Regions from separate parts of the Mus musculus genome. Here all the other regions are linked to region 2. A link is a loop called in an ENCODE intact Hi-C map of the cell type or tissue named here. Cell type or tissue: left cerebral cortex. All regions are shown on one strand.

Region 1 (8,000 bases), 1.5 Mb before region 2:
GACAGGTGTGGCAGTGAATCTTTGAATGGAAGATTATTTTCCTGTGAACCAAAATGTCAAGAGATGAAATGAGGGTGGGCTTGCTGAAGATTCCATGAGTAAGGGGAAATGGCCATGTACCCGCACACCCGTGGCAGCCCTTAGGCAACAGGCATAGCACTTAACTGATACAGGAAATATTTGAAGACTTTTACCCTAACCCGGGAAAGCTTGTTGGCATATGGGATCCCAAAAGATTTCTCTCTATATTGAGACAGTTTTATATGGGAAGATATTGATGAGAGAATTATATAAGAAGGAGAACATAGCCAGCTTTGAACATAAACTTGGGAAACAAAATGTAGTGGAGCACACCTGCAATCCCAGCATTTGAGGGGCTGAAGTGGGAGGGTTGTGAGGATATGAGCCAGCCTGGGCTATACAGCAATTGCAAGACCACCCAGGGATATAGAATGAATGCTTGTCTCCACAAAAAGTACAGCATCAATACATCAAGTTTGAAAGCTGTCCCAAGAATAAAGAAACAGCAAAGGATGCTACTGAATTAAAAGTAAAAGCAAACTGAAAATTAGTACTCTCAACATTTCTTCCCAACATCTTAGGGGAATCTGTTCTTTTGTCTTGCTTCTTCAGTTCCCTTTTCCTCCTCCTCTTCCTCCTCCTCTTCCTCCTCCTCCTCCTCTTCCTCCTCCTCTTCCTCCTCCTCTTCCTCCTCCTCCTCCTCCTCCTCCTCCTTCTGTTTTTAAGGAGGAATAATATTTTACTAGACCATGGTGTCACAGAGCATGCATTGCACCCAGGGGAAGAGGAACTTTGGCATTCTATGTATGTGGAAATTAGGACGCTGCCAGCAGAGCACTGGCCTGAGGGCTGGGACATTACTCCTCTTACAGTTGCAGTTGTAACTGGTATCTGGACATTCACAGCAGAGGTGACGCTCTTCGCTGCTATTGCTGAAACAGCTGCTAATTAAACTGACAGGCTCTCAAAGCCTGATTAAGATTTGTCTATTCTGCTTCCAGAAATCAGCTTCCATTAGTAGGACAGCTGATTTTATAAACCTAAACAAAAATTAAAAACCTCAATGTTTGCTCATTTTAAATAAAAGTTGACTTAATTCACACTTATTGATGTAAACTGATAATGTAATATTTATTTTATTTCCTTAACTGTATTTTTCCTTGAGCACATCTGCCCTCCACTTTGACTGACAACATTATTCAAAAGATTACAACAATATAGTCAATGCAAATAGAAAACACAGTCATAAAGGGCAAAGCTTGTGGACCAGTGAACCCACATGACTAAGTGACTAGAGACCCCGACTTGCTGCCAATTTGTAGTGCTATGTGGTAGTATACAATATAATATAATAACAATTGTGATCACTTAACTGAATCTCAGGACCTCACATAAGCAAATGCATTGTAAGGAACAATATAGGAAGGTTGTGATGTAAAGAAAGTTATTTGTAGCACAAGCAAGACAAGAGCTTAGGCATAGCACAGAGGACACATCTGCAGTGCATCTGTTTGTTCACCCACTGCAAACTAGAAGACAAAAAGATGAAGACATTTACACAAAGGCAGTTAGACAACAAGATCAAAAAGGCAGCATGATAGCTAGATAGAGGTGCTATAAGGGAGGCTTTGAAAGCTTTACTAAGGAAACAATACTTTTAATTCATTCAGTGTTCAAGATTTTATCAAGGTAGAGAATGGGTTGATCCATCCAAAGTGTTGCTGACCCTGTGAAATAGAGAGATGTGATGTTTTAATACTATCTTATTAAGTCCGCAGCACTACAGTTTTATAAACAGACATGCATGGCTCCATGCATTTAAACATCTTAAGTCAATACCATAATTTTAAAGATTCTACATGATAGTAATAGAAAAAGCACAGTGATATTTGTGAGCCCATTTGATAAGTACTCAGAAAGCATAAGTTAGTCTTTCTTCACCCAAAGGGACAGACTCTTACTTTCAGCATCACTGTTTCTCTTTGTTTACATGCCAGCCCTGTGGCTATGACAGAGTGCAACTATGTACATAATAAACATAACTTTCATGTTCTCAGAAAAAATAGAAAGTAGACAGCATAAAATAAGCTCCATGATACCAAAATTCTAAGCTTTACTTCAGAAAGATGAAGTTAGACAAATTAATATGTATGCATATTAATATACGATATATTTGTTAAACAGTGTAAGTAATAAAGAAGCAAAAATCAGTGTAGATTCTGAAGAAAGATAACTGAGTAAATTTGTCTGTCCTAAGTAATGACTAGAAGCTGCCATTTCGGTCTGCACAAAGAGAAAAAAAAATCTTACATCACTAGTTAATCCAAACCCCACATCTTTCTCATTCTCAAATGATCAGGAGATTTCAAAAAGAAAGAATATTATCTTATATTACGTTATTACATTATGCTTAAACAATAACTTACAGTATGTCTAACTCACAAATTTATTTTGTTTAATGGGAGCCAGATTTAATCCACCTACATTATTATTTTTTATTTCCTTAATTTATTGATTTGAGAACTGCCTGGCTAAATAGTCCAGGATGAACCCTGGCTATGTCATCGAGATTGTACCCACATTCATGATTGTCTTGCATGAGGCTCTTAGAGTGCTGAGATTATAGGTATGTACCACCAAACCTGGCTCTCATCCATCTTTTGAGAGGCAGATTTTGTTACTTATTAACTGTAAGACTGCATATATCCCTCTCACCATTAGTGTCTGGTAATGTGTTGTAAAGGAAGTATTCTTTGTAAGAAAAGCCAGATTAAACCTCTTCATCACTGTTCTTTCTGGCCTTACCAAATTTTCTCATGCTTTCTGGTGTTTCATGATCTCATGCCTTGATTTATTGGGATACATTCAGTATTTATTGTTTTAGTGAATACATTTCTAGAAGTCAACTTTCATCTTTTCTGGATCAAGGTTAGTTGAAAGCAGATATTAAAATAAAGGATTTAATGACCCAGAAATAGATAACAAAGGCAACAGATCCCCCACAGTATATCTACTATAGTGAAGCATCACCATGCTCAGACTCCAAGACCTGAAGGCTGTAAGTGGTCAGTTATAACAAACATTGATAGCTAAAACCTCATTGTACAATTTTTGAAAAAGCTTTAAAGCTTTTAGATTCAGAATCTAGTCTGCAGTATATTTAAAGAGCTTATAAAACTCTGGAGATTCTTTCCCCTAAACAACAGCCTGCTGTAGGCATTGAGCCAACATAGCAGAGAAGCCGCCCAGAAAACTTGCCTCTCCCAAACTATCCCTCGGTTAACACATAAGGAAAATAACCTAATTACTGGAAAGCATGAACAAGAAAATAAAAAGTATGGAAGGGTAGAGAAGCATTAAATGCAAATACACATTAATTGTCTTTGCTGTGGAGAAAGAAGCGAATCTACATCCTGAGGGTACCCATTCAATAAAGTCTTGATGTTTGCATAACATGTGCAAAGAGCCAAGGACCAGGAAAACGACTAATTTTAATTACCAGGAAAGCTGTAAGAACGGGATCAGAGAGCTCCAGTGGTATCTTGGCTTCCAGCTACTGGCTCTGTGCTCCTTGCCAATTACAGCCTCTCGCAGCCACTGGGGGCAAAAGCCATGCGGAGAGGATCCATCCAGATGAACGCAGGCTTGGGCTGGACGCACACACATGTGAATAGCGTGTGCCTCCTGGTTCAGGTGCAGCCCAAAGCTCACGCAGAGTTCCAAGTGTAGATAGGCTGGCAGAGAAGAGAGTATGTGATTCCAGACTTGTCACGTACAGGTGCAAGCCACATGGAGTTGGAGACAAAATGTATGTAACAAAATGTATTTCATAAATACTGGATTACCACCACACACATGAAACTGGAGCACTCAAAGACAGGGAAAGTGGAGAAACCTGAAGAACAATGACACTAAAGCTGTCACCGCAGATTTACTATCTAGGCAATTTTTTTTTTTTTTCAACTCTGGACATTGTGATTTCCAATGTGATTTTTCTGGACACTGACATTTTCCGAAAAACAAAAACAAAAACAAAAACAAAACAAAAAGCAACAACAACAACAAAAAATAACAAACTGCTATTTCTTTTGCTGTTTCAGAGCTGACTCTAAACCACTACCCCACTCATCACTCCCAAGGACAAGTAATAACACCCCCTATCCCAGCACTCTTAGATGAAACTCGCATGTATACATAAAAAAAGAGAATTGCCTCCCAGTTAGAACCTAACCACACTCTCCCAAGTGCCAGTTCTGCTCTGGAGCCCACATAAGTGAATCTGAGCCTCTGGCTGTCTGAGCTATCAACACAGCCTGGCAATCAGCAGGGACAGTGGCAGGCCAAGGGAGGAAAGGACCCAGACTCTGCCAGCACTGTTAGCTCTCAGTGGAGAGGTGGCCAGGTATGGGAACAGCCTTCATGACTTTGGAGAGAAAAAGATGGGGAGGGAATCGGTTAGCAAGTGATGCCAGGGGAGTACCTTCTAAGAAAAGAAAGAAATCCAAAGCCCTGCTTGAGGCATACAGTCTTTTACAGGCAGGGACATGCTAAATGAGCCTTTGCAGCGCAAAGCAGTGAGGCGCCTGGCGACGGTGACAGCGCGGAGCGGGAGGGGCGCGGGCCACTCTGGGAGAGACCCAGCCAGTCAGGGCGCGCGGCGCGGGGCGCGTGGACGCATTGGAGCATCCGCGCGCGAGCCCGGAGCAGCAGCGGGAGGAGGCGCCCACTTGCACCTGCCTGCATCTCTCAACTACTCCGCCCCACGCAACTGATGGCAGCCAAGTGCCATTAAAGCTGGCAGTCAGGAGGATGCCTCACCTGGGTCCCTTCTGCTGGGAGAGGCAGGGCAAACCAGAGGAAAATTCCCAGTGAAGGACTCAGAACTCTGCGATTTCTCTTCTGTCACAGGCTGTGGAGCACCTAAGGAACTGCTCCACCTGAGGTGTGTCCAGGGCACGAGGATGGAAGATGAGGATTGAGAATCACCAAAATGAACAGAGGCAGCTGGCGTCTCATTGGTAAGTGGCTGGCATTCCTTCGCTGGTGATTGCTGCCTGTGATGCTGCACTTTGGTTCCCAGCCACTTAGGGTTTTTGACACAATCACTTCTGCAAAGCCATCCTTCCTCGTCGTGTTGCCAGAGGTAAAAACTGTTCATTGGTGCATGTTTAAAGACAGGGAAAACAGTGGGTTTTTGTTTGTTTGTTTGTTTTGTTTGTTTGTTTGTTTTTCTCTGCTGGGATTTGATGTTGAAAAGTTGAAGCAAGTGTAAAACCTATTGTATGTTTCATAAAGCCACCGGAAACAGGAGGAAAAAACTAGAAGCAAGTATGCTTTTTGGATGGCAAATGTCAGGAGGGATAAGAATATTTTCTTACCAAAGTAATAAAATGCTTTGGAAGACAAAAATGAAATGGTGTTGTCAGGTCATGGCTGAGAATCTCATAGACCGAATAACTGAGAATACAGACAGAATACCTGGGCATGTAGTGGTGCAATAACTTGTTAAAATGCAGGAGAGATGCAAGCAGAGTTCTGCAAAGTTTGGGAAACTGAGAAAAGTGGAACCTCGAATTATGCTGAGTGATCTCCCCCACGTGTTGTGCATAGATGTTTGCTGAATATATGTTCCCAGTTTCTTATTTTTATAGGGATGTGGGGAGAGTGTTTTCTCAATTTCTATGACTATGATGTTCAGTAAGCTGAGGATTGCTATGACAACCTGAAAATTTTTAGGTTGCTTAAATTTATTTTATTCCAAAAAGAAAAAGAATTCATCAATATTTCAGAATAATTTTATGTAAAATTAGCATAAGTAAGACAAAAGCATGGTAATTGTAGGACAGGTTTGCAAGAGAGCTTTAATAGTACGATGTGTGTGAGGCTTTACCCATACACAGCTCACATGCTTTTATGAAAAGAAGTCATTTAGGTAATTCAGCTCTCTGCTCTGATTCTGAGTCTTAGCCATGAGAAAGAAATGAAAACAGTAGCAAACCTTAAAATAGCAGTGTCATTTAAAAAAGAAACAATGAATTAAGCTTACAAAGTGTTGTAAATGTAATTGGTTGCTACTGGGCTGCAGCACACCTTCTGGATTACCTCTAAATGTCACTGCAAGCTATAAGTTCTGCATCCTGATTAACACCAAGACTAAACTGAGACTAAGACAGGAAGAAATGCTTGCAAAGTGTCAGTGGCCAGTGGTGAACAACTCACCTGTCGTGCTTCCCATAATTTCTCATTTCATGCTGGAAGCATTTTAGTATTTCACAGTGCAAAGCCTGAGTCTTAAGCTTGGCAGGCATGCTTATATTGATGAGATGATAAACAGTCAATGACTATATACAAATAGATTTTACAAAGTGGCTAAAACAGTGGATGTATTATGTAAAAAGTCACCTCAATCTAATTAGTGGTAGAAGGAATACAGTTAAGACTCAAAAGTTAAAACAATAAATGTAATATAGAAGAATTTTTTTGGACTAGTTATCTTAGTTGGAACACCAGATGTAAAAGAGGTTAGATAAACAGACTGCTCAGTGTAAAGACTGGTGTTTCGAATTAAGGAAGGGTAAACACCTTAATGTTACCTAAAACTTCTGAAAACTATCAGAGTATAAATTGTATTAGACCACTCTCTGGTTTCATATGCAAGCAAATAGAAAATTAGAAAACTTCGAAGTTAGAAAATGAAAATGAGTGCTATGATGAACTGAGTGTTCCACTTTGGCTTGATTCTGGGAGTTTCACGTACTTTTGAAAAGTATCTGGAAAGAAAGAGTTGTGGAATTTTTGAATGGATGGCTGATATACCTGAAAATTTCTCAAGGTTTGTAAAATTAGTTTGGCCATTAGGGAGCCTGAAACCTAGTAGTGACTGGGTAATAAATCAGAAAGAAAAGAAAAAAAAAACTTAAAATTTACAAATAGAACATACTTATTTTTTAAACATTATAAATCAGCTGTGCACCAAAATATTTTTAAACTGCACTTTAATTAGTTTAATTTAGTGGAAAATGTAACTTGTTTGTTATAGGTTTCTTTAAGTGTCCTTTTGTTTGATCATTTGTGGAACCTTTACTACCTCCAAGGTAGCAGGTAGGAGTGTGGCTTGCTGGTTAAGCTGACTTAGCAATTGGGAAGAGAGGGTGTCAGTGAAGGGCAGAGAGCTCATCAGAAGTTAGCAAGTGGGGGGTGTGCTGGCAAAGGCATTGTGGAGTTTTCCGTACTGGTAGATGAAACAAAAGCTATGTTTCTGTAAAGACTGATATAAAATCAGGACAAATTGTCCAACTATGATGCTGTGAGGATGACTTTGGTAAATAGAATTTAGGCTTGCTCAACACAATTTATAACAGATAGAAGTACAGCCATGTCACCAAAATCTCTCTGTTCTACAATCTATACAGCTAAGATATGTGCATTATTACAATTTACTTCATCCACACCATTACACACACTTGACTACCTATTATTGTAATTACACATGAAATATATTTGAATGCTCTTACTAGAATATAAAGAAATGCCTGATTTCTCCTCAAAAACATATATGCCTTTATGTGTTTAGATTCTCAAACTCTGGTATCAAAAGCTTATATATATATATAAGCCTTTCTTTCTTATTCCTCAAAGTACAAATGTGGACTAACCCAGTTGTATGTTTCTGAGATGCTTAAGATGTTTAATGAACTTCTCAGCACTTTAAAGCAGGAGGGAACCTGGTCAGAAGCTCAGAGCTATGCATCCCTGCAAGTCTATTTCCTGAACACTTGTGGTCAAGAAGTCCACGTTAGAAGCTGGTTCACTTTAAAAGTAATGAAGTTCATAAAACTCCTTAACACTTGAATTAAAATTAAAGATCATTATGAACTTTTCCAGTCTCTCTGCTCTTTAAGAGTATTGAATATTCCCATGTATGTGATTAGTAGGTTATGATAAATAGAATATATTATTTTTTCAATTAGTATCAGACT
Region 2 (8,000 bases):
CCACATTTCAAACCAGATCTCGGTGAAACAGATGCTGCTCAACTGCAGAGCACACCCTGGAGTTTTAAGAGCCTAATGTTTCATGTCTTACTGCTCTTAAAGTAGGTCCCCATCTGCTGGGAGAACACATTGGCCCCACATTGGCCCATGACCTATGGCCCACGAGCCATGTAAAAATTATCAGCAATATTTTTAAAATTCTAAAGAAGCCCATCATGGCAGTGTATGCCTGCCATTCCAGAACTCAGGAGGCAGAGGCATGAGGATCAAGGAAAGATCAAGGCCAGGGTCGTAACATAGTGAGTTCCGGCCTTGCCTGAGCTGCAGCCTAAAATGCTATTGGCAAAGATTTAAAGGGGTTGGATAGTATTAAAAAGTGAAAATATTAAACAAAAAATGAAGATTTCTTTGCACTTATGAGATCTTTGTGCAAACACAACTTAGATGCTTTGGGTGACGGGGGCCTCTGGAGTACTCTGATAGAGCCTGTCCTTTGTCTTTAAGAGTATTTGAGTGGAAAGAAATACACCAGAGTCCTCCTGACTCAGAACTGATGCCAGGGAGCAAAGATACTTGAATAATAGTCCTGGTTAATACCTCAGGAGAAGTACTGCACTGGGCAAGTTCATTCAGGCTCTGGGACTCAGATCCTCCTTTTGTGACATGTGGCAGATGAGTTGGTGTAAGGACATTCTGGCTTTGTCATCTGAGGTTGATTAGACTAATTGGGCAGGCTGCAGATGTCAGCCATGTTTTCAGTTTATCTTAGGATCCTTAGGGAGCTAATGGAGGCTTAAAAATAGGAGCCATATACAATGCATTGTGGCCAGACAAGAAGAAATCCAACAGTTTGACTAACAATTAGCCAAATGCTGTTTAACTAAATTCAGTTGCCAAACTTAAGGCAAATTTTGGTTCCAATCACCAGCTGAGGAGAATCAGGACAAAAGCAGGTCCAGAGCCATTTATTCTTCAAATAAGTAGCTGAATTCAACAAGCAAAATCATGAATAAAGGCCATTTCATTCCAGACTATCAGTTATTCCAAGTACTTAAATCATTGTACCTATATTTAAGTGTTAGAACAGGAATTCTACACCTGTGAAGCCAATTCAAGCCTCAGCATACACTATGGCTATGCTCAACGTGTTAAATGTGATTCATATTAACAGTCTCCTCTCTGAATTAACAAGAAGCACCCACTGTCGCTAAATGTTTTCTTCCTTCTTTTTATTGTTTTGCATGTAGATTTTTGCCTGCGTGTATGTCCATATATCGCATGTGTGTAGTGCCAGAAGAGGCCAGAAAAGGGAATCTGTTCCTTGCGACTGGAATTACACTTCTGTGACCAGCCATGTGGGTGCAGAGATTCAAGCCTGAGTTCTCTGCAAGAGCAGCAGGTGCTCTTAACCATTGAGCCATCACTCCAGCCTCAACCTCCCCCTTCTAGCTGCTTTACATTTGCGGTCTTAGTTTACTCCAGAAGAAACCATGAGAAATTACCACTGCCATTTACAAACTAGAAAGCTGACTCACACTAGTGAATTCATCTCTCAGATATTACCCCAGTGGCTGAGATAGATTTTGGTCTCTGATCTCCCTGACATCTTCAGACCCTTCACAAAAGATGGGCTGGGGGCCACTGGATATCATTGTCCCTCTTCCCAACAATGAATAAATCTTCATTTTCTCAGTGGCATGTGGAGGATGGGTGAGCAAACCTGTTTTGTTCGATCTGCTAAGTCCACTAATGCTCTCAACCTGAGTATCATACACATGCAGTGAGATGATTGGGCTTCCACCACCCTCAGAAAATGTGTCTAGTAAATCATCTCAACTATAGCCTTCTGTGTATTTATACATGACCAGTTTTATATTTTGGATGCATACAATTAAGATATGCTTGCTTGATACAGGTTCAGGGGCTACTGAGTATCTACAAATCTAATCAATTCATAGATGTCCTTAGGTTCAAGACTATATCCTGTATATGAATATTTTTGAATCAATTTATAAAAATAAGGTCAGAGACAGAAAAATACACTTGTGACTGCATTTTTTGGTACAACAGTGACATCTTGTGGGAAAAACTTAGTGTGTCTAAATGGTTCTGAGTACTTCAAAAGTAGCTTTTCTCTTCAGGAAGTGAGAACTGGATTGAATTTGAGATTCAAATTTGAATTTGAGACCATTGACATACAGATCACCCTCTATGACTTTAATATCGCACATCATCTTTTAATAAAATAGCAAAATGTTTCAGAATTGTGCATTAGCTGATGTTGAAGGAAGAGAGATTTTTCCTGCAGCTGTTTAAGTCAGTGAAATCTGAGAAAAGGATTGTCTCTGATTTTAGAGGGGAGAAGGGTGGTTCTGTCTGAGAGTGCTCTGTGATAATTTACTTTGAAAGCACGTAAAAAGTACTTGTCTTCTACATACACCGCTCAAACACAAACACAAACACACACACACACACACACACACACACACACACACACACACACACCAGGATATCTTTCCAAAGGCTGAAATGACTATGGCTCATTGGAGTCTGTAGCATAGGTACTTACTGAGCACGCAAGTTGGACAAAGCCTCGTGAAAGCTGTACTGTTTTGCTTCAGTAAGGACGGCCAGCCTGCCTAGCTGGCTAGGGCAGGTTGCTTAGGAGGCTAAGGGCTGATTTCACTCACATGGTGCTGATGTTTCTTCCTCTGACTGTTGGGGAACAGACAGAAGCCTGGCTTTCTTTGTTTTTCTCCTGTCTCCACATTCCTGTTTTCTTTTATGTTGCGTTTTCTTAGTGTTTATGTATTTTCTTAATAAGAGGGATAGTGGGTATGTGCACAGGAATGTAGAGTCCTCTGAGGAAGAAGAGGGTATCTGTTCATGTAGAGCAGCAGTTGCAGGCAGTTGGAGACAGCCAGCGTGAGTGCTGGGATCTGTCTCTGGTCCTCTACAATAACAGCCATTGATTTTCATATCTTGAGGGACATTCTGAGTACACAATGTTTTATTAACCCATCTGATACAACAAATATACATTTGTATGTTATATACTTATCATACTTGCCATCTGACTCTTATCAATAATACTATGTGGTGTTTTCCAGTTGTGGTGTCTCTGATCTCCAACACTCAGGAGACAGAGTAGGTGGATCTCTATGAGTCTCAAGCCAGCCTCACCTACATAAAGAGTTCCAGGCCAGCCAAGAGGCTATAGAGTGAGACCCTTAATAAATAAATAAATAAATAAATAAATAAATAAATAAATTTTATTTATACGTGCGCATATACTATATGACATATAATGTGGTTATTGCACTAAGGTACTAAGAAAAGAAAGCATTCTATGCTTTTGTCACTATATCTCTCTGCTAAGTCAGAGCAAATGTAAAACCCATTTGCTTTCACCTGCTTTACTAGTCACTACTTATGTCCACAAGGGGGCACCCAAGGACTGAGCGTAGAATGTTTGCTGTGAATAAAACATGCTTCTATTAAAATAAGACTATAGCATCTTCCATCAAAAAAAAATCTCATTGTGTTTTGTGGCATAGATAGTCAAAAATTGCTTGATGATTATTTCATAATGAAGTTAGTAAATATGCATACACTTCCTATTAAAATGTTAAATTAAAACACTTTCTTTTCCTTCTGATACAAGACAGCAGCTAATTCTGTAATTAGAATTAAATTTGCAAATGCCAAGCATAATAATGGCAATTATGCATCAAATTGTATTTGCAACTGCACCTGCTTACTTTTTTTTTTTTTTTTTCTTTTTTTTGGTTTTTCGAGACAGGGTTTCTCTGTATAGCCCTGGCTGTCCTGGAACTCACTTTGTAGACCAGGCTGGTCTCGAACTCAGAAATCCGCCTGTCTCTGCCTCCTGAGTGCTGGGATTAAAGGAGTGCACTACCACACCTGGCTACCTGCCTACACTTTAAAAGTTAGTGAGCAACAACAAACCAATAATTGAGCACTGGAGAAGGAAGTAGAATTCAGCTAGGGAGTCCGTGGGGTGAGTTATGATAAATCTGCCTTCTTCCTCCTTCTTTTCTCCCTATTCTTTCGTCCTTTCCCTCCTCTCTGTCCCCTTTCTCTCTGTCCCTTTCCCGCTTCCTTCTCTCTGTCTCCTCCTCTCCCCCCTCTGTCCCTCTCTCCTTTCTTCTTTCCTCTCTCTCCCTTGCCCTTTGTTTCTCCTTGTCTCCCCTCTATCTTTTCCCTCACCTTCTCTCTCGCTTCCCATCTTTTGCACCTTTCCTCCCCTTCCCAAACTCTCCATCTCCCTGGTCTCCTCCATCCCTTTCTTCCTTCTCTCTTTTTATGTCTCCCAGTCTCTCTTCTTCCTCTCCCTACTCTGACTCTCTCTCCCTCCCCTTTTCTCCTAGTGTTCACAGTATATCCCTCAAGGTGGGATGGAGCAACCTTTGTTCTCTACCGAACATACGGTCAAACTCTTAGAGGACTGCCCCTTAAACAAGTCCTTGAACAAGACCTTCCTCTCCCACTCCCACCAGAAGGCATCAATTGTGAAGAGTTACTCTTTCTCATTTCCATCACACTTTTTAGGAGTTCTCTTTGGTGGCTTCCTGTCTAGGTTTTTATTTAAGGAGTGGGGATGGGGATTGAGAGAGTAGGGGTTACCACAGAAGCCTGCCATGCCTCTCCCTCTCAACTGTGTGCCTGTATCATCAAAATCACAGCAAAAGTAGTCCTCAGTCTTTACAGTCAGCAGGAGCACAGATGAATGTCCTCCACTTAGTTTCTGGTAGCAGCACAGACCACAAACATAGACTCCTGATGCTGCAGAACCACAGACCCAGACAAGGCCTTCGGAGGTTGCCTGACCATTGACATCAGCATGGCCTTCCATGCAGGCCATCCACTTCAATATGGCCCCTAACAGCAGCACGACAACTGGGCATCCACATGGCTTCAGCACACACCACTGACAGCCACGTGGCCTTCAGTGGTAACATGGTCCACAAACATCAACACAGATCCAGACACGGCCCTCAGCAGCAGCATAGGCTAGATATCACAAGGCCTCAGATAGCAGAGCAAGCCACTCACATCAGTATGGCCTCCTGCAGCAGCATAACACAAAGACATGGACATGACCTCAGGCATACTCTTGATCTCTTTAAAAAAAATACTTATTTACAGAATTGGGATAGATGGAATTCTCAAATCATATTTTATTTTTATTTTCTTAATGTTTCACTTTTTTGCAGTCACTCAGAACTAGAAACACAGCCACAAAACCTAAACCATATGGAGAAAAACTAAGCCAAAGGCCAACAAAATCCTGATTGCCAATAATGATTTAGAGCAGTTTTTATCAATCAGTCACTCAGTAACAATGAGCACACATTTTTACCAAATCTCTCTAGCATCACAAATACCTATAGCATGGTAGAGATGGAACATCCCAGCAAACCCAGGTAGAAAGGACTTTGCACCTCTTCTTCCAGCATTGGCTGGTTTAGTTGACCATATATCTCTATCAACCTGGAGAAACACAAAATAGAAAGGACACTAGGAAGGCCTCTCTCCTCTGGTCTCAATGAACACATCAAGATTGTGTTTGAGAAGCCATTAAATGTGTAATGAGGGGTTGACCCAATTTCAAAGGGAAGCCCAAGTGAATGCTTTAAAATGATGGCATTCAAAATGATGACACCATCTCTCTGTCTCCATGGTGTATGTGTTCTGGCCTCTCAGTCTCTCCTATCAGAGAAAAAGGGGCAAACACTCCAGCCTCAATTGTATCTATTTGCTCTTAACTCCAAACTTCTCCAACAGCTTCCAGGCTAAAATTAACTACTCACAAGGAGATCACGGGGTTGTGCCTCAAGGACTGGGAAAGCTGGGTAGGGAAGAAAGCAGCCAAGAGTGTTGTTTGATGACTTGTTCTGTCGTTTATCTTCTCCCTGTAAATAGAGTTGTTACTTGCACTGTATCCTTGTCTGCCTGTATACACCAGCCTTCATGGGCAGTTTGATTTCAGTCATACACATCAACTATTTGTGTCTGGCCAGAGTTGAGCTCACCAGCTCCAATTAGAGACAGACTGAAGAGAAACCAGAACAGGGCTTCCCATAACAGTGACTAAATAGAAACACTGTAGGAGAAATGCCACACAGAGACAGCGGCATAGCTCCTGATCCCCTGAGAAACACAAGAGGGAGTGCTGGAGTAATCCACACAATGCCCAGGAACACCACTGATGGTACTGAATGTGTCTGAAAAGCACAGCCCTAAGGCCTGTGGCTCTTTCTAGAAAAATGAGGTGGCCCTCCACAACTGGAAAATATCACCCTGACACTCTGTGGCTTGCTATATATCCTAGGTCCTGAAACCCCTCCTCTTTTACCCACAATACTCTTTAGATTATCCTTTGGCTTCTGAGACTATGCAATGTAGTCCTCTGGCTGGCATTGTAGCAACCAAATCATATAACCAGAACTGATTTTTTTTTTTCTTAGACCTTTTTGTCACTGGAACAAATACCTGAGAAAATTATTTAAAGGCAGGAAAAATAATTTCAGGTCACAACTTCAGATTTATACCCATGATCATTTGGTCCCATTACTTAGGGCCTGAAATGAGACCAAGCCTGACACAGAGAACATAGTCAAGCAAAGATACTCCTATTATAGTGCCAGAGAAACAGAGAGTGTAAAATTAAGAGTAAGTCCAAAATATACTCTCCCATAGCACACCCCCATTAACTCCCATCATCCAAGTAGGCCCACCCTCTACAGCTCTACCACCTACTAATAGGCCAGTCATGTTGGAGTCTATAAGAGGGTTAAATCATTCATCAGGTGAGAGTCTTCATTATCTGGGCATCTCTGGAAATACCCTCAATGTTGTCACAGACATACTAAAATTACTTAACTATTATCCAGACCTTTCTCAGTCCAATAAAGTTGACAGTCAAGATTAATAGTCCCAATACCTGGGTTGACATTTAATACAGCACGCTCCTGAATGAACATATACTCAAAGCTTTGTGGTCAATCTTTTAAAAAATATTAACCATCTCTCAGTAGAGCTTGGTGGTTCACATCTTTAACCCCAGCACTCAGAAAAAAGACATGGGCATATATCTGAGTTTGAGGCCAGCCTGGTCTGCAGAACATTCAGAGCAAGTTCCAGAACAACCAGGAAAACATGCCACCCAAAGAAAAAGGAAAGAAAGAAAGAAAGAAAGAAAGAAAGAAAGAAAGAAAGAAAGAAAGAAAGAAAGGAAAGAAAGAAAGAAAGAAAGAAAGAAAGAAAGAAAGAAAGACAGAAAGAAAGAAAGAAAGAAAGAAAGAAAGAAAGGAAGAAAGAAAGAAAGAAAGAGGAAATAACAATCACCCAGAAATATAGATGATAGATAGATAGATAGATAGATAGATAGATAGATAGATAGATAGATAGATACAGACAGACAGACAGACAGACAGACAAACACCTGGTATGATGCTTCCATCTAAGTTGCAGGGTCTGAGAACTCTATATGGACCGTGGATTCATCATTGAGCCTATGGAATAGCAATGGCACATCTGGTAAAAGCACTTGCTGCCATGTTTGATCCCCAGATGCCATCTACACACACACACACACACACACACACACACACACACACACACACACACATACAAACGCACACTTAAATTTAAAAAGTAAATCTAAATGTTGAATGGTTAGGGTCCCATGAAGGCAGAAGATAGATGTTTCAGTCCCGCATATGACCATAAGACTTTGCCCTTTATCTCCTTTCTTTTCCTGTCTGTACACTCACCAGATGAGATGATTCCCATCATAATGGTAATAACAAAGCTTTTCATATCCTTGTGCTTTAAATGCTTGGCTATTAAAGATGGACAGGCAAATGGACAGAATTGTGGGTTGTGAGGTGATATAATTTATGGCACACAGAGAAGGAAGAGTACTAAACACATACCATGTACTTGCCCTCTGTAGGGTAAGAGGGGAGCTAAGC
Region 3 (8,000 bases), 330 kb after region 2:
CATAAATTTTGACAATTTAATTTTCCCTGTACATTTCTTCCACACATATTTACATGTCTTTCTGGCTCTGCCCACTAACTGTACAATTATTCCTTGTCTGAACTTGGGATGGTATTTTCTTATCTGTGTACCTTCTGGAGAGTGACTTAGGGATGGGCTGTTGCCACATCTGAGCTTTCTTATGGCTCATTCTGTCTGGAAACACTCAGGTATCTCTTTCTATGATATGATCTTAGTTGTATCAAAAGGAAAATTTATAATCATTTGTTCACAGATGGCAGGCAAAAGGTATGATTAGTATTCTTGAACTGTGGGGAAATGGAAGCCTCCATTCACTTGAAGTGTGTGTGTGTGTGTGTGTGTGTGTGTGTGTGTGTGTGTGTGTTTCCCCCTACCTTATCCCAAATTGTGACATCCCACTTACCCTTCTTGGCAAAGGTCTTTTTTATGACAGTCAATTTATTGCAGTATGTATATAAGGTTCCTGATGTGTGGGGAGGGAATCTATTCAGATATTCACCAATGCCTGTTTATTCCCTAGTTGTGAGACTCTTGAGAATCTTGTGAAGCATTGGTTAACCAGAGATTTGTGGTGTGTGTGGGAAGATATATGTGGTTCACTGTTTAGGGGGACTCAGTCCATTGTGATAGAGAATGCAAGGTAGCTGTGGGAGATGGCTCAGATCTGGGCAGAATAGAGAACTAGAAGCCAAGTGGATGGTAAACCATAAGTCTAACTTGCAGTGACTCATTTCCTCCAGCAGCATCCCACCTCCTGAAAGTTCCACAGCCTCCCTAACAGTGCTACCAGCTGAGAACCAAATGTGGCCATTCAAACTCTGCCATGGTCACTGATATGTATCTGTTTGTCAGTTCCCATCACAGTGAGCTGCCCATTTATGCTGTCTGGCATTAAGTTGGAATGACATAAGATGTGTAAGCCTTCCTACTCTATTTTTACTAAGAGCTCTTTGGTCAGCTAGTACTGCTTCCCATTCTATGTGAATTTACAATTTCTGGATTCTGCAAAGATGTGACGTGTGGTTTTGATTTTACCGTACTTGCCTTTCAATGTGGAGAAAATACCTTCTTAACAGTTTCAAGTTCTTCAAACTGTGAAAGGGAGAGATTTTATTTGTTTCAATTTTTAATTTATTTATGCTACATTCATGGTTTTCAAAATAAGTTTTGAATTAAATTTACCAAATTAGCTGGTAAGTATTTTATTCCTTTAAGGCAGTTGAAGATGGGAGTTTTCTTAATTTCATTTCAGATTGTCTGTTGTAGTGTATGCCAGTATAAACTCAGTCTTTGCACACTAATCTCACAGAAGTGGCTTATTAGTTCTATTAGTTTTCTTTAAAATGGATTCTTTAGTATTTTGTGTATACAAGTTCAGGGCAGTGGCAAATGGTTAGTTTTGCAATTTGCTTTGTACTCTAGATGTCTTGCATTTCCTTTTACACACATGTACTTTGGTGTGGAGTGTCCTCCACATGCCCATGTATTTTAATGCATGTCCCAGTTTCCAGAGGTTGTGGAACTATGAGAAGTTGGTGTGTGGCTGTGGGAAGTAGGGGCTTTGGAGCATCCTGCTGCAGCTGGTTCTGCCTCTTACTAGGCACTGCCCCCGCTCTATCATCTTACTTTATCCCACTGAGTTGTCTGTGTAGAGATGAGTAGCTAATGCATGCCCACGAATCCATTTGGATTTTAGTCAAGTGGCCACCAATAGGTGGGAAGATTATGAACGTTTATTTAGTTCTAAAAATTATCTAAAAACATGGTGTCATGATGTCAAGTATGATTAGTATTGTTGAACTGTGAGGAAATGGAAGCTTCCATTCACTTGAAGTGTGTGTGTGTGTGTGTGTGTGTGTTTCTCCTTACCTTATCCCAAATTGTGACATCCCACTTAAACTTCTTGGCACAGGTCTTTTTTATGACAGTCAATTTATTGCAGTATGTATATAAGTTTTGACTTTTGGTTTTGTTTGAGGGCTAATAAATAACAATTTAACTCTAAACACCATGGAAACAATAAAGTGTGACAGAGTTTCCTGGTACTAAACGAATGTGAATCTGGAGAAAAAGTACTTGCCACCAAGCCCTATTCCCTAAAACCCACATGGTAGAAGGAAAGTGCCAACTCCTTCTTGATTGTTCTGTACATGTGCACCGTGACACACTCACCCACTGCATGCACACATAGACACAAAATACTAAGTGTAAAATAAAATTATACATCAATTAGTCCTTATTATCATTTTTGTGAAGGTCACATTTACTCTATAGAGAGCTTAAGCCTTATTTCTTTTTGTTTGTTTGTTTGTTTGTTTGTTTGTTTGTTTGTTTTCCCCCATACTGACCAAAGATGACGAAGGTCTGGGAAGGGCAGGTGTCCATATTCCCTGGGTCTTTCTACTGACCGCCATTGGTTTACCACCATGGCATCTGTCTAGTGTGCCACCAGCCTGTACATGGACACACTCCTTTTTAAAACGTTGAGCTCTACCGCCATCTAGGGACTCTTCTTTCACACCCATTTTGTTTAGACTTTACCAAGCTTCTTCCAAGGAAATGCAGCATCAAGGAAAAAGGTGACCGCTCTTGGTGTGCCATTAATTAATATTTCAGATTTATTTATTTATTTTACTTTGTGTGTGTATAAGCTTAGTCTGCATGTATGTATGTGAACCATATATGTACCTAATACCCATGGAGGCCAAAAGAGGGCCACTAAATCCCTGGAAACCAGAGTTACAGCGTGTTATAAGCTGCCATTTGGAGGCTGGATGTCAGCATCCAGATCCTCTGCAAGAGCAGCTAGTACTCTTAACCTCTGAGCCATCTCTCGGTATGTAATTTTTATGTGCTTCAATAAAATTGTTCACTCCCTTCTGGGTGCTTAGAATGTGTTGGAAGAAAATGCATGCTTCCTATTACGACGTTCTACAGCCCCACTAATGAGGCTGGCAGGGGGATTTCTGTCTGTGGCAGTCGATGTGTTGGAAATGCTTAGGATACAGAGCAACCTCAGAGAGACAGAAGTGCTGGAATCATGACTTTTAAAGCTCAATTAGCAAACAGGTCTCAGTGGAGAGTGCTGGCTCGCCACAATCTCTATCAAATTACTTCCTTTCGAGTGACTTGACAAACATGTGACACTTCTGTATGCATCTAATTTTTTAATAGATAAACTAACTGTACTCCAGAGCCTCAAGCTAGACTCCAGGAATCCACACACACTATTTAGATGCCATGATATTTCTGACACAGTATGCCTTCCCGCTCCCATACTCTGAGAAGTCAGAATATTAGAAAAGTAGATTTAAGGGTGTTAGATATTTTGTAGGTTTTTGCAATGTTTTAAAAATATCTTCCCTGTAAATGTAATTAACTGGGTGGCTTCTGATGGCTTTGAAATGACCCACTACCTATGATGTCTAATCCTCAGTGGGAGAGTTTCACTGTGGGCCAATTACTGATGCCAACAGAGAAAATGCTCTTCTAATGGCTAGTCAGAGGACTGCTGTTAGTTAGGCATTTCAGAAGTATTTTAATGTTTTTTAATCTTTGAAAAAGTCTAGATCTACACATGCAGGGCCTACCTGGAAGTGTTTAAATTCAGCTTTAAGCCCCAGTTTGCTCTAAACTGGAGAATTAAGTTAAATGAAAAAAAAAAAACTTAAGAAATTATTTTTAGTGTTAAACTCCTAAAAATGAACCTAACTCAGAATGGAGTTGACTTGCATGTTGAAAGAAAAGCATGAAGTCATCATTCCCTAGTAGATCCGGCTCATACTCGAATTAGCAATCCCAACACACACATGGGATGACTCTTGGGTGTTCCTGCCTCCCCACACAGAGGAGGTGAGAGAAGCCACTCTCATAAGAAGATGGTTTCAAATAGCCTTTCTCTTTTTAATTTGAAAAATAACAAATGGTACAGTATAGGCTTCTTTTGAAGGTATTTTCCACTCTATTGCAGCAAGAAGCTGTAGGCTGACCGAGACAGTGGCTATGGCTATGGAATAAGACTGCAGGCAATTATATAAAGTACCAAATGAATCATTTTTTCTAGATAAACTTAGTAACATACATACTCATCCCATAATTTTATAAGTCCTCCTTATTTACAGATGTAAGCACAAAAGAATTTGTTATTTCAAGGCTAGGAATATGAAATTTCTTTTCTGAAGATTTTGCTCAGAGTAAAAATGATCATGTGATCCTATGTTCTGACTCAACTCTTTTTTTTTTTGTTTTTGTTTTTTTTTTTTTTTGTTTTGTTTTTGGTTTTTGGTTTTTCAAGACAGAGTTTCTCTATATAGCTCTGGCTGTCCTGGAACTAACTTTGTAGACCAGGCTGGCCTCGAACTCACTCTTAATCTGCTTTAAATTCTCCTTGAATAGACTTCCCTAGTCAAAACAGGATCTATACTGCCACCTGCTGGTAAATTTTCTTTTCTCCCTCTGGACAAATTGTTATTGACTGTGGCCAGCTCCTTCCTGGGATATCCTGCCCAGTCTCTAAATCTAATGCCTTTTCACCTTCTGTTTTGTCTAGAGACCTTTCCCAGTTCTCTGTGATCCCCTTAGCGGCCCCCAGTGGTTGTTTGATGATGCATTTGGAAGGTAGAGCAGCGGACAATGCATGTTCATGACCTCAGGGAAAGACAGTGAAGGGGCAATGACCTCTTGTTTCTGCCTCACACCCATGTTTCCATGGCTAAATGCATTGATCAAAAATCATTACTTTGAGAAATTAGAATGACTGATAATCACCTTGATATTTTGTATTGGATGGTCTTTTCATATATAGAAAAGCAAATTTTTATGATTTTTTTACGTGCATGTTTTTATCTTTTGCAGCTTTTGTCCTTCCTTCAGGGTTTGTTTACATTTTACCACGAGGGATATGAACTTGCCCAGGAATTTGCACCGTACAAGCAACAGCTACAATTCAACTTGCAGAATGTAAGGATACTCTGTCCTCTTTGCCATCCCTTAGCAATGACCTCAAAGTGACTCAGTTAGGACCAAGCCAGACCTTATGTAAATGTGGCAAACCACAGTAGCTTAGGGAGTCCTCTTTACAGACATCCTCATGACTTATTTTGTAGCAACTAGGTGAATATATGCCAAAGAAGAACTGATTTCATGTTAGAAAAATGTATGTTACTGGGTTTTATAAAAGTATTACAAAGCAGGGTCCTTGCAAGTTAGTAGTAATCTTGTTAGCTTAGTGGGTGACTCAGGGTGAATGGGATTCTCACATCCTCTGTGCTGAGTATAGTTAGTACAGTGTATATACCTGAAATTTCTTTAATGGACCTTCAATTCTTCTCATCACACAAACAAGGACAGAAAATACATGTAGTGATGCATATATTACTTAGCCTGATTATAGAAATGATTTCACAATATATGCAGATACCAAAACATCACAGGGACTCACAGTGTGTTTGTCTTCCATCTCTCAGTTACTCCTCAAAGCCAGGAACACAAAAGGGACTGGCTGGCTTTAGGCAAGTCTCATTTGTTGAGAAAGCAGGATTTCTCCAGTTTCAAAGGGAAGGTCTCTGGCTTCGTGTTCTATGTCTAATATCTCTGAAAACACATGCAAAACACCTGCAATTAATTATTTGCAGAATATTTAAAAGTAGTTTTGAAGCATTCAAATGCCTTGCTTTAACATACAGATGAGCGCCATTTATACATTATCCGTTTCTACCAGCTTATTTTGTGATGTCCTCTAGCTCTTTTGGTCTCAGAACACATAGTGACATGTCTACAATTGGCCAATACATTTCTGCCATCCTCAAACCCGGGGAAGAACAAAATCCTACTGTTGAGTCATCAATCACTGAATGCCTGAGTGGATAGCAATCTAGCCAAAATACCCTTCACTTAGTCTTCTGTAAAAGGTGTGTGTCTCTCTGCTTATCTGGGTCTCATCATCATGGAATCTTGACAGTGTGCTACTGAGCTGGCATGTCCCTGCAGAGCTATGCAATTGGATTTTTCTCATCATGTTTGGATTTCTGCTTTTGCACTTAGGTTCCCCAGCAGAAATAATTTTGCCTTTAGCTTGTCTGCACTGTGGTTTTTTTGTTTTTGTCTTTTGTTTGTTTGGTTGGTTTGTTTTATTTTTCAATGTAGAAGATGGTTGTCTGTCTTCAGTAAAATAAAATAAAATGCAAAATTGCAGATGCCAGAGAGACTTTACAAGTTCTTTCAGTATCAGCTACAATTACCTCAGTTGGGATAGGAGAAAGGAAGCAGTTGAAAGACCCAGTCAATCTTTATAGTTAAAAGAATAAAGCAGCATGATAGTCCCCAGATAAAGACCCTACTCTCTCTGAGGATCACCTCTCATGGACCATCCACCGAGAGCTCTGGGAGTAGGCTTTGGACTTTATTTTTTGACACACTTTTGTTAGGGTGAAGCGCTTTGAATGCAAACCAGAGTCTTTCCGAGAAAACCTTACTCTTTTTCCTACAGCTTAAGCAAATGCACTATCAAGCGTATAAATTATTATTCTCAAAAGAAAGAAGAACTTGCATTCTGTGTGAATAAGTTTTACACTGGCCTTCTAACAACTGTATTAGTACTTCCAGAAACTAAACCATGTGAGTGCTTTCTAACAAGACTTTCAGCTGTAGACTTCACTGAGCGGTAGACTCTGGAGCTGAGGTTTTCTGAGTAGCCACCTTAATCTATCCATGTGAAACTTTTATTTGTGAGTTCATTATAGCAAAGTTATTTTCTTTAATTCTAAAAAAAAAAAAAAAAGTAAAAGCCATTAGGAAAAGAAGGGATTTTCTTTTAAACATGCTCATTGTCACATATATCAAAAGCATCATTTTTTTCTTCCTCAAAAAAGAGATTAAGTTCTTATGTATCTACTTTTAATCTTAGCTAATCCAAAGCTAGCAGATGGTCAATAATTTCATTTGCTGTAATTCACCAACTTGGGACTCTCCACAGAATCTGAATTAGAAAGTCTCTCACACACAAGAGTCAGAGAAAAATGCACAGAGTCATCCAGGGATGTTTCTACTAAAGTGACTCAGAGCAGGCACACAGCTCAGCACAGCAGATTCCTTTTACATTGAGTAGACTTGAAGGTTACCCTGCTCTCCTTGGCAGTTTTAAAACTTTAGTCAACAATTTCCTCAAACCTGGTGGAAAATGCTCAGTGAGTTTGTGGCTTCTCTTCACTTAAGACAAGGAATAACTTTGAAAGCACTCGGCAAGAAGTGGAGAGACTGATGCAGAGGATGAAGTCTGCCAATCAAGATTATAGACCTCCCAGCCAGTGGACCATGGAGGGCTATCTTTACGTCCAGGAGAAAAGTGAGTCCCAGAGACAGACTTGAGGTCTCTCTCTTATTTTACTTTTTATTTTCCATGTGTGTGGGGTCCATGTGTGTATATGCATGTTTGCATGTGTGTGGACACATGTGTGGTTGCATGCACGTTTATGCACTCATGCCCATAGTGGTTCATGTCATCCCTCACATCATTCCACCTTTTCATGTAGACAGACTCTGTCAGTCAAGCCCAGAGCTCTTCCAGTGGGGCTAGTCCCATTAGCTAGTGCATTAGTCAGGGATCTAGAGAAACAGATTTGATAGATTAATAAGAGGGGCTTATAGGCTATGATCCAACTATTCCAGCAATGTCTGATTTTCAGTGGAAAGAACAAGGGTCCTATAGTTGCTCAGTCCAGAATGTCTCTGCTGCTCCTCAGTATACACTGGAATCCCAAGGAAGTAGGCTTTAATAACAGTGAAGAAATTAACTTGACCTTGCTCGCAGGGCAAGCTGACAAAGATAGCAAGCATCCTTTTTCCATGGTCCAGATTTAAGGTGAATCTTCCCACCTCAAATGAATCAATCAAAAAAATCCCTCAGGTGTACCCTGCAGGTTGGGTTTTAATAATGGATATATTCAAGTCGGCAAACAAGAATAGTTATCACAGCCAGCTTG

What was found. A loop is a pair of places that touch in the nucleus more often than their neighbours do. Peaks named below come from ENCODE experiments on the same cell type or tissue, not always from the same donor. Only the 100,000 strongest peaks of a DNase experiment are listed, where the experiment ranks them.
Region 1: a loop joins it to region 2, with 5 times the contacts of the local background. A loop is called at or near these places in 6 of 42 quality-filtered maps.
Region 3: it touches region 2 in a loop (10-fold over the local background); 36 of 42 quality-filtered maps call a loop at or near these places.

Annotation. Positions count from the first base shown.
Region 1 is chr9:10,901,524-10,909,523 of GRCm38, reverse strand. Cntn5 (contactin 5) reads left to right here and starts at 4,749. Exons shown (of 25, transcript NM_001170787.1): 1 at 4,749-5,039. It overlaps Gm32710 (a long non-coding RNA gene), which reads right to left and starts at 5,079. Exons shown (of 3, transcript XR_001779092.2): 1 at 4,840-5,079; 2 at 3,521-3,755; 3 at 1-1,748. In left cerebral cortex, a CTCF peak has its summit at 3,624; DNase peaks (open chromatin) are centred at 5,516, 5,956, 6,164, 7,209 and 4 more places; H3K4me3 peaks cover 4,254 bases; H3K27ac peaks cover 2,305 bases.
Region 2 is chr9:9,370,917-9,378,916 of GRCm38, reverse strand. No RefSeq gene overlaps it. Among named protein-coding and RNA genes, the nearest start is that of Gm22815, 74 kb to the right of the region's middle. In left cerebral cortex, CTCF peaks have their summits at 2,084 (motif pointing left), 3,439 (motif pointing right) and 6,179; DNase peaks (open chromatin) are centred at 1,790, 2,073, 3,448, 6,169 and 1 more place.
Region 3 is chr9:9,045,868-9,053,867 of GRCm38, reverse strand. It overlaps Arhgap42 (Rho GTPase activating protein 42), which reads left to right. Exons shown (of 24, transcript NM_001372563.1): 7 at 4,876-4,980; 8 at 7,234-7,363. Among named protein-coding and RNA genes, the nearest start is that of Pgr, 150 kb to the right of the region's middle. In left cerebral cortex, CTCF peaks have their summits at 2,528 and 4,458 (motif pointing left); DNase peaks (open chromatin) are centred at 2,522, 3,879, 4,474, 7,083 and 1 more place; H3K27ac peaks cover 320 bases.